2 separate regions of the Mus musculus genome follow, and region 2 is linked to region 1. Evidence: chromatin contacts called from ENCODE POLR2A ChIA-PET data. All regions are on one chromosome and are shown on one strand. Each heading gives the region's core, a stretch centred on a gene start or an enhancer-like site at or near the end of the contact. The rest is flanking DNA. Distances are from core to core; before and after follow the strand shown. Region 1 holds the start of 4930515G01Rik (RIKEN cDNA 4930515G01 gene). Region 2 holds the start of 2610524H06Rik (RIKEN cDNA 2610524H06 gene).

The links. ChIA-PET counts read pairs that join two places held with the same protein, here RNA polymerase II (POLR2A).
Region 2: POLR2A ChIA-PET joins it to region 1 with 13 read pairs in embryonic stem cell. The contact joins the promoter of 2610524H06Rik here to the promoter of 4930515G01Rik in region 1. POLR2A ChIA-PET finds 5 or more read pairs at or near these places in 3 of 5 experiments (Patski and embryonic stem cell).

Annotation. Positions count from the first base shown.
Region 1 is chr5:114,773,180-114,777,869 of GRCm38, forward strand. It overlaps 4930515G01Rik (RIKEN cDNA 4930515G01 gene), which reads right to left and starts at 1,804. Exons shown (of 1, transcript NR_027872.1): 1 at 554-1,804. It overlaps Ankrd13a (ankyrin repeat domain 13a), which reads left to right and starts at 1,961. Exons shown (of 15, transcript NM_026718.2): 1 at 1,961-2,145. The coding sequence starts at 2,050. It overlaps Git2 (GIT ArfGAP 2), which reads right to left and starts at 313. Exons shown (of 20, transcript NM_001347400.1): 1 at 135-313. The coding sequence starts at 186.
Region 2 is chr5:114,822,151-114,826,926 of GRCm38, forward strand. It overlaps 2610524H06Rik (RIKEN cDNA 2610524H06 gene), which reads right to left and starts at 1,318. Exons shown (of 2, transcript NM_181075.3): 1 at 1,163-1,318; 2 at 1-575. The coding sequence starts at 1,295. The coding sequence ends at 289. It overlaps Gm46920 (a long non-coding RNA gene), which reads left to right and starts at 1,580. Exons shown (of 2, transcript XR_003955777.1): 1 at 1,580-1,639.

The DNA.
Region 1 (4,690 bases), core at 554-3,053:
GGACGGTCTCGCGCGCCCCGGCAGCCCGGGGGTCGGGGTGACTGGGCCGCAGTCAGGCTCCCGCCCGCGGGGACCGCCCCGCCAGGGGTCCCGGCCGGGAGAGCTTGGCCAGCGGGGGCCCCGGCGTCACTCACCAGGCCCGTTGCAGTCGGCGCACACGTCGCTGCTCCGGAGCCGCTTCGACATGGTGCCCGCTTCACCTGCTGGGAACCCCGCGAGCGACGGCAGAGGCGGCGGCGGCTGCGCTTCCGCTCTAACGGGTCCCCGGGCGGCGCTGGCGGCGCCTCTCCCCCCCGCCCGCCTTCCAGCGCCTCTCAGCCCCGGCACACTGCGCACGCGCGGGGGAGACGGCCTGCGGAGCCCTGCAGGTCATGTGACCGGAAAGGGCACGCTTCCGTATCGCCATCTTGAATGAGGGCAGAGGTCCGCCCAACCCTCCAGTGCCTGTCTCTAGATGCTCTCGCAATTGTGTGTGTGTGTGTGTGTGTGTCTCCCTTTTGGGAAGTGATTGCTTGTTCCAGGATTGATTAGAACCAGAGAAAGAAGCAAAACCTTGTGATAGAAATTTTATACATATAATCTCCCGGGAGACAACAGTTAAGTTCATTTAGTCATGTCCATAAGAGGCCTTAGAAGCACGGGTCCTGTTTAATGTGATTGATAGTTGCCACGCAGTCCTCCATTAGAGCTTTTAGGTACTACTTTATGTATTAGCCTCATTCACTCTCCAATGACCCTGCACCCGAGGAGAATGCACTAGGTCAGTCAGGATTCGTGGACAACCATCGTTCTCATCTGAAAAGCTAAGGTTGTGTAGCTAGAGCCAATAAGGAAGAGGGGGTGCTTGCAGGTTGCACTGGACGACTTCGTGGCAGTTGTAAACATCTGGGCAGACACAGCACTTGCTTCGTTCTTCCTTGTGTCGAGAAGACAGAGCGCCTGAAGTCGTAACCCAAAGAATGAATTTTACTTGTGCATATTGTGAGCCAACCTGGATTCTCCATTAGTCCTTTGGGCCACAATCCTGAATCTGAATGGCTAGCTTAAGGAGACTGATGCGGAATAAACCTTCACGGCAAACGCTTTGAATTATAGCCGAGTTGGGAATTCAGACAAAACGGTCATTTTCAACTGGGCGGTTTTTCTCCTCCTGGGGGAACAACCGCTCCCGTCTGGAGACAGTTTTGGGGATAGTGAATACTGATGGCATTAAAGAGGCGGGCGTCCACCCTAACTTACAAAGCATCGGATGACCTCCGCGCACAGAACCACCCAGTTCAAAGATTCCAAAGCTTAAAAGCCCACAGACACAACTACCCCGTTATCAGGAGAGTATCTGGTGCCAGCTCTCCAGGTTCCAGCTCGCCGGTGAAAACGAGTTCCCGTTGCCCACTTCCAAAATGGTTTCTGACCAATCGTGGAAGGCAGCCTGGGGAGGCTCCAGCCGGATGGTTTGGTCCGGCCTGCGCGCTCACCCCGGGCTGCAGAGCCGATGGAAGAGGCCCGATTGTGGAGCGCACCACTGGAAGAGGCTGGGCAGGGGACGAGAGTCGCGGGGCGCGCATCGTGGACTTTGTGCGTGGAGATCTCGGGCTTCTCGGAGGCCCTGCGGTCCCACAGATCGTTGTTTGTTGTGTGTCCCGGGGTGGGGGCGCGGCGGAGCGACATGGAGCGCGGCTTGGGCCGGTCGCGCGGTCGCGTCCCCCGGCCGCGGCGCGCGATGGAATTCCCCGTGCACTTCCCTGTTCGGGGCGGTTCGGCCGGCAGCAGTCGGTTCGCGAGCTGTCAGCGCGGGCGCGAGCGCGCGGGGCGCGGGGTGGGCGCGGCCGAGCGGGTCCCCGAGCCGGTCCCCAGCCCGGCCCGCGACCCCAGGCCTGCCGCGCCGCCCGCTCCGGACTCGGAGGCCCTTGTCGCCCGCTGCGCCCCGCACTCGCCCGCTCGCCTTCCTTCTCCCCTCGCTCTCCGGCCGGTCGGGCGGGCCCCCGAGACCCCGTCGGGTCCAGGCTGGTGGCAGGCGGGCGGTCAGGCCCGGGTGGCGGCCTCCTCGCCATGTCCTCGGCCCGCGACACCAGCAGCCGCTTCCCGCTGCACCTCCTGGTCTGGAACAACGACTACGAGCAGCTGGAGAAGGAGCTGCGGGACCAGGTGAGGTGCGCGGCGCGGAGTCGGGATCCGTTCTCCTCCTGAGCCCCGGGATCCATAGAGCGCTTACCGTAGACCGGGCTCGGTGCCGGGGGCTTTTGGTCCATTCTCCTCTTTCTGATATCGTTAGGAATGAGCGCTTATTGTTCCATTTGACAGAGAAGGAAACTGAGACCCCAGAGCCTACTTGCCTTGCGCAAGGCGCAAGGCCATCGGGCTAATGAAAACCACGTCCAGATCGTTTATCTCAGGCTCGCTGGCCCCAGAATTCACCTTTAAGCTTTATGGCCTTGAAGACGGAAGAAACACACCTTACTCCACCCGCCCTGGTGCTGGGGAAGAGCTTGGTTGGCTTCGGTGGCCTGGTTCTAACTCTCTTGTGACCTTGGGCAAAGCAGTTACGTTGGGGGGACCCCACTTTTCCTTACCCATTGGATGAGGATGGAGGCAGTGACGACGGAAAACCCAGTACTTGTCTAAATTGATGGGGCTGCGGCTGGGCCTAGGAATCGGGGTTTTAACGAGCTCCCCAGGGTGGTTGGTTTGAGAATCTCTGCTGCTCAGACTCCTTAGGACCTTCCTGTTCTGAAGTGCTTTTTTTTTTTTTTTTTTTTTTTTTTTCTTTTCTTCCCACCTCTGTAAATCAGTGGTTCTCAGATGAAGATGATAGTGAATATTTGGGAATGCAAGGAGACAAGACGTTTTGGGTTGGGTTGACTTTAGAGGTGGGTGCTGTTGGCATGGCATTGGGGAGAGGCCAGCGACCTCGCTGTGCCTTACAGTGTTCAAGGCAGCCACTCACCCACCACTGAGTGTTATCAGACTCCAATGTTAGTTAGAGCCGTGGTGAAGAATCTTTGCATTAATATGAATTCTTATTTCATTTGTTTGGGTTTCTTGGTTTTTGTTCTTTTTGCTTGAGACAGGGTCTCACTGTATAGCCCTGCTTAGCCTAGAATTCACTGTGTAGCTCAGGCTGGCTTCTAACTTGGGGGAGGGGTAGCCTGCTGAAAGGCAGAGCCGCCCACCAGGAATGAGACACCTGCCATTAATGGCACTGCAGTCATTTCATTAGGCACGGGTGCCCTGAGTTGCTCTCTAGCCTGTAGCAAATGAGATAAGGATTTATAATTACTCCCGAAATCCGCCATAATTGTTACGGTTTGGCTTCATTCATTCGTCTTAGCCAGTGTGTCAGAGCCTTGCTTTTGAATGACTTAACCACTGACTCAGTAATTGTTGCGAACCCTTGGTTCTTTTGATTGGTAAACATTGGGCCAGCCCCACATCGAAGCGCTGTTGGAACGGTTCTAAGTGTTGGTTTGCAGCTTGCCATATATATATATATATTTAGTTGTATGGGCAGCATGGGAAGTCAGAAGTGGCATTTAAAAAAAGGATTCCATGGCGGGTGTGGCGGTGTACACGGGTAACCCAAGACACTCAGGAAGTTGAAGCAGGAAGATTTGGAGGCTAGCCTGGGCAACTTGGTGATGATCTGTCAGAAAATAAATAAGAAAGGATGAGACTGTGTGTATCGCAGTGGCCCCAACACTTGTCCATTGTGTGAGAGGCCCTGGGTTTCATCCTCAGGTGTGTGTGGGGCAGGGGAGGGTAGTCCAGACAGAAGACGGTTTTGTAAGAGTCATTGTTCTTAATTAGATGGCACAGTAACGACTTAGGATTTAAAGAGATATGACACATGCCCCCAGAGAGGATGATTCAGGCATCCCAGTATACCTGCTGATATAACTCTTTGCATCACACACACAGCTCAGAGGCCTTCTCTAGAATCTAAGCGAGAAGCTCTTCTGCCTATCCTCAAGGCCCACTCTGGACATTTCAAAGAAGCAGTAACCAGTTTTGACTGGACACGGTGGCCCACAGCTGTCGTGGAGGCTGAGGCAGGAGAATGACAGGTTCAAGGCCAGTCTGGGCAAGTTTGACTCTGTCTCAAAATAGAAATGAAAAAAAAGGGCTGGCGAGATGGCTCAGTGGGTAAGAGCACCCGACTGCTCTTCCGAAGGTCCAGAGTTCAAATCCCAGCAACCACATGGTGGCTCACAACCATCCGTAACGAGATCTGACTCCCTCTTCTGGGGTGTCTAAAGACAGCTACAGTGTACTTACATATAATCAATAAATAAATCTTTTAAAAAAATGAAAAAAAAATGCAGAAAAAGGAGTTGAAGCAGGTGTATCGCCCGGGGCTAGGACGTGGAAGGGTCCCGGTTCCGGTTCCATCCAGCCTTGGCACGGGTTCTGCTGTACACAGTGGTTCGAATCCCGAGCACCGAGCACCGTTGAAAGTACAGAGTCACGAGGTTAAATCGCATTTGATAGGAAGGTTTGTTGTCATCACACCACGGGCTTCAGGCCTGAGTTCTGTAAGCAGCTTTCTCCTCACTGAGGAGGAAGAGCTGTCTGCAGAAGTAAGAGGCGCACCTTGGTCAAGATCTCAGCTGTGACCCAGTCACCATTTCCTGAAAATGGCGATAAAGGTACCCGGGGACATTCTCCTGTCTTTGACCATGACAAATCTTGAGGA
Region 2 (4,776 bases), core at 68-2,567, 48 kb after region 1:
AGGAATACCTGGTAATTGTGAGGGTTATTTCTCAAGACAGTTTCTAAGAGCCCCTAACAATAGCACCTTTGAATAGCGGGTTCCAGCAATGGTCAGGGTGGGTCAGGGTGACTTTCTTTGAATGAACACTCTTTGAACCCAGAAAGCAGGTGGGTGGAGGAATGTCGTTATCTGTTTTATTATCACAAAGGCCACATTCCCAAACCTGGGCCTAAAGGCCTAGAATTTTGTTTTTAAGTTTTACTCTTTCAAGATGCCGACTAATTCTTGAGCATAGATAACCAAACTTCAGGGAAGTGCTTGAGTTATAATCACCTTGTCACGTTTTTGTTGGGTTCTGAATTTGTAAACCAACTGAAGCACGAATACCAGTCCACAGCATATAGCAGCACCAAACAAAATCACTCCCACCCATTCCTTAAAGTAAGAAAATGCAGAGGTAAGCCAAGAGGTAAAGCCTCCAAGGGTCACTGGTTCCACTCTGGTTCGATTAAGCTTCTGGATCTGTATTTGCAGCTCCTTGTGCAACCTGTCCAGCTCCTGCGACCAGTTCCCCTTCAGATAATTCGATAAATCTGTAGTTTTAATAAAAGAATCATTAACATACCCAATGGGAGTAATGCACATATGCAGGGTTGATGCCACACAACTCATTTGTAGGACATCCATCATCTGTTCCATGTTATGTTGTAAAACATCCACTCTTTGATTCACTAACAATAACCCTGAGGCGATATGAGAATCACCACTTGTAGAGGCCCAACTCGCCAGCAAGAAGGATTCTTCTGCGCATGTTTATTGGGAGCTTGATAGTGAAAGCGAAAGACCCTGAGGCCAAAAACCAGTGCTGCTTATATAGGCCTAGGATAGGCGTGTCTACACCCCATTGGTTATGCTTTCAGTACCTCATTTACATGCCTTGGGCCAGGCAGTGACTCTGCCAAAAAAAAAAAAAATAAATAAACCCTACTGTACATGGGCACATTGATTGTTTACCCATATATATATAGGTGTCAGCTTATTGAAATCAGCACCATCTTGTAATGGCGTTTATTGGCTTCCCACAACCAGAGGCCCGGGCCTGGGCCCGCCCCCGCCCTGTACAAGCTCCCCACGCCCGGATCCCGCTGCAAACGCGCACCCTCCGCACCGCCCCGCTTACCCAGGCTCTGCCTCCGCAGCACCTCGTAGGACCGGCTCTGCTCCGGCGGCAACCCGGGGCTCGGGGCCTCGGCTCGCCCCAGCAGGAGGCTGCAGAGCACGGGCAACAGCCGCATCCATCCTAAGCGCAGCATCACTGAAACCCGCGCTGCAAGGAGCGAGGGGACGCCCCTTCCGCCGTAAGCCCCGCCCCTAGACGTTGCCGTTCCCCCCCCCCCAGGTCCGCCCACTCCGCTCGCGCAGTTGCCACGGAAACAGGACCGGTAAGGGGGCGAGGGGAGGAGCCATCCTGACCAACTTTGGGGGTGGGATGGTGAATTATGGTTGCGCGCGGAGGGTTCCAAAACTGTGGCAAGCGCTCGCGTCGGGCTTCCCCGTGGAAGGCTTTGCTTTACACATTCATACATTCATACATTTTCGTATTAAATAGTCAATGCAGTCCGAAGAAAGAGACACCGTAATCTCATTTTTGAAAACTGTAAGTTATTTTAAACAATATTTTCTTAAATGCTTTATTTATTATTATATATAAGCACACTGTAGCCATCTTCAGACACACCAGAAGACGGCGTCAGAAATCACTACAGATGGTTGTGAGCCACCATGTGGTTGCTGGGATTTGAACTCAGGTCCTTCAAAGAGCAGTCAGTGCTCTTACCTGCTGAGCCATCTCTCCAGCCTGAAAAGCTGAGCCATCTCTCCAGCCTGAAAAGTGTAAGTTTTATGTATGTATTTTGCTTCCTTTCAAGACAGGGTTTCTCTGTGTAGCCCTGCCTGTTGGAACTCACTCTGTAGACCGGGCTGACCCAGAACTCAGAAATCCTGCCTGCCTCTGCCTCTCAAGTGCTGGGATTAAAGACTTATATCACCACCACTACTGCCACCACTACAGAGTTTACTTTCCTTCTTCCATATGTGGGCATTTTTCAAGCATATTTGTCTGTGTATCACATACCTGGCAGTGCTCATAGAGGCCAGAAGAGGGCGTGGGGTCGTCGGGAATTGGATTTACAGATGGTTGTTAGCCGCTGTGTGGGTTCTGAGATCTGAATATGGGTCCTCTGGAAGAGCAGTAACTGCCGAGCCGCCTATCCAGCACCTGTAGAGTGTGTGCATGTGCGTGTGTGTGAGACAGAGAGACAGAGACAGAAAAAGTCGGAGAATGATGCTATATGGGTGCAGTGCCTGTGGAGGTCACTAGAGGGTGCTGTGTATCCCTCAGCAGCTGGTGTTATAAGTGGTTGTGATGTATCTTTTGAAATCTCTCGGTCTGGACCACAAACTCATTGTTTCTTATCCTAAGAATTTTAAAGTATATTGACAATACCTCGTGGGATACCACACTAGTCTGTTTGAAATTCAAACCTATGATGGTGGCGGATGCGGGCTATGTTCCTTTCCTTTGGGTTACAGTTGGTGACCAGATGGAAAGCACGCCTGTCTTCCTACCCGTGATGTCCTGGTGTCCTTGCTCCGGGGGCATGCTCACCATCCAGTGGCCAATAAGCATCCTCCATCCCTTTGGCTGCAAAAACTAGTTCATGACCTAGTGAGTGGCCTGAGTTACAGGCAGCCTTCTTCCGAGAGGATTATTATCAATAATTTGTTATTATGAATGAGATGGAGGGGTCTCTTTAAACATCACTGTCCTGGAACTTACTATGTAGACCAGGGTGGCCCCAAATTCATGTAGATCTGCCTGCCTCTGCCTCCCGAGTGCTGGGATTAAAGGCATGTACTAACATGCCTAGTCTATACAATCATTTTTAAGGTTTAGTTTATGTACATGAGTGCTTTGCTTGCATGTGTGTGTGCACTGCATGGGTGCCTGGAGCTGGTGAAGGCTAGAAGAAGTGTGTGTTCCTCTGGAACGGGAGTTACAGATAATTGTGAGCCTCCGTGTAAGTGCTGGGAACTGAACCCAGGTCCTCTGGAAGAGCAGTAAATGCTCTTAACCGCTGACCATCTCATAGCCCCTTTTATACAATCTTAAAATCATACTGGCTGATCTCACTCTTGCTATGATGGTGACATGACGTAAAATTAATCATTTTAGCTACTTTTTTTTTTTTTTTTTGATTTTTTTAGCGAGACAGGGTTTCTCTATATGGCTATGGCTGTCCTGGAACTCACTTTGTAGACCAGGCTGGCCTTGAACTCAGAAATCCTTAGCTACTTTTTAATACAATTCAGCTGTATTAGGCTAAATATAAACCAACACATGTAGACCATTTCCAGAACCTTCTCATCATCTCAAACAGAAACTCCAAGCCCATTAGACCATACATCAACTATCTCCCCTGTCCCCATCACCTAGTGACCCATTTTATTTCTGGCCCCTGCATACTTATCTATTCCATATCAATAGGTCATTATCATATAAGTGGGATGTACATTTGCCTATTTGGCTTTTTTTGTTTTGGGTTGGTTTTGTTTTGGTTTTGGTTTTTCAAGACAAGGTTTCTCTGTGTAGCCCTTGGTTGTCCTGGAACTCACTCTGTAGACCAGACTGGCCTCGAACTCAGAAATCCACCTGCCTCTGCCTCCCGAGTGCTGGGATTAAAGGCGTGTGCCACCACGCCCGGCTCTGCCTATTTGTTAAATAACTATTTTTGTGTTTTCTAGCAATCTTTTAGAACGATCAGAACACACACATACACGAATCCAGTCATAAAACAATTATTTCCTGTGGCCGATCGTCTTTACACTGATCACCAGTGAAACGCAAAGCAATGCCTGCACCTCTCCTGCTGTCAGTACTGAGACACGATGAGCCCACTCACCAGGTTAAAGGTCGCACACACTGTCAGACAGGAGCATGACTTCCTTGGCAAGCTCCCAAAGCAAACGATCCCAGAACCAGGAATCCTAGGGGCTGCAGGAAGCCGCGAAATCCCTTGGAACTCCTAGGGATTGCTGAGGGGCTGAGCCCAGAGTGCTGAGTGCACCCCAATTCCACCTCCCCGAGGGCACAGGACTGGGGGACGGTTTGAAGGCAGTCATTTGCTGTGCAGAGCTCTTCTGTCTGAGCCTGGGAGGAGTCTCACCTGGTTGAAGTGCTCAGCCCCGCCCCCCGTGCCCCGTCTGGCCAACCACAGTCAGAGGTCGGGAGGCCACGCCCCCCGATGGGAGCCAGCATCAGCTCTGTTCTTGCCCCTACTGGCTGTTCCGGCGCCGCCATCGCTCACCGCAACTCTTCATGAGCTATCCCCACAGAGCAGCCTCGTGGCTCTCCTTTAATACCTGAACTTCAAGAATATCTGAGGGCACCTGAAATCCCGTCCCGAGTTCCCCACAGTCCCGCTCATTTCCTAAATGGAGCCGTGTTCCCTTCAAGGCAAACACCACCAGTCGTCTGGTCTCTTTGTTTCCCTGGGCTGGGTTAGAACCAAAGTGAAATCAAAATGAAAATGTACCTTGAGCATGGCAGTGGTAGCGCACGCTTTTAAGCCCAGCACTTGGGAGGCAGGGGCAGGTGGATTTCCGAGTTCGAGGCTAGCCTGGTGTACACAGTGAATTCCAGAACAGCCAGGGCTACACATTGAAACCCCGTCTCCAAGCCCCCCCCCCCCAAAAAAAAGGAAAATGTACCTTGAGATGAATAAAAACCAGGAC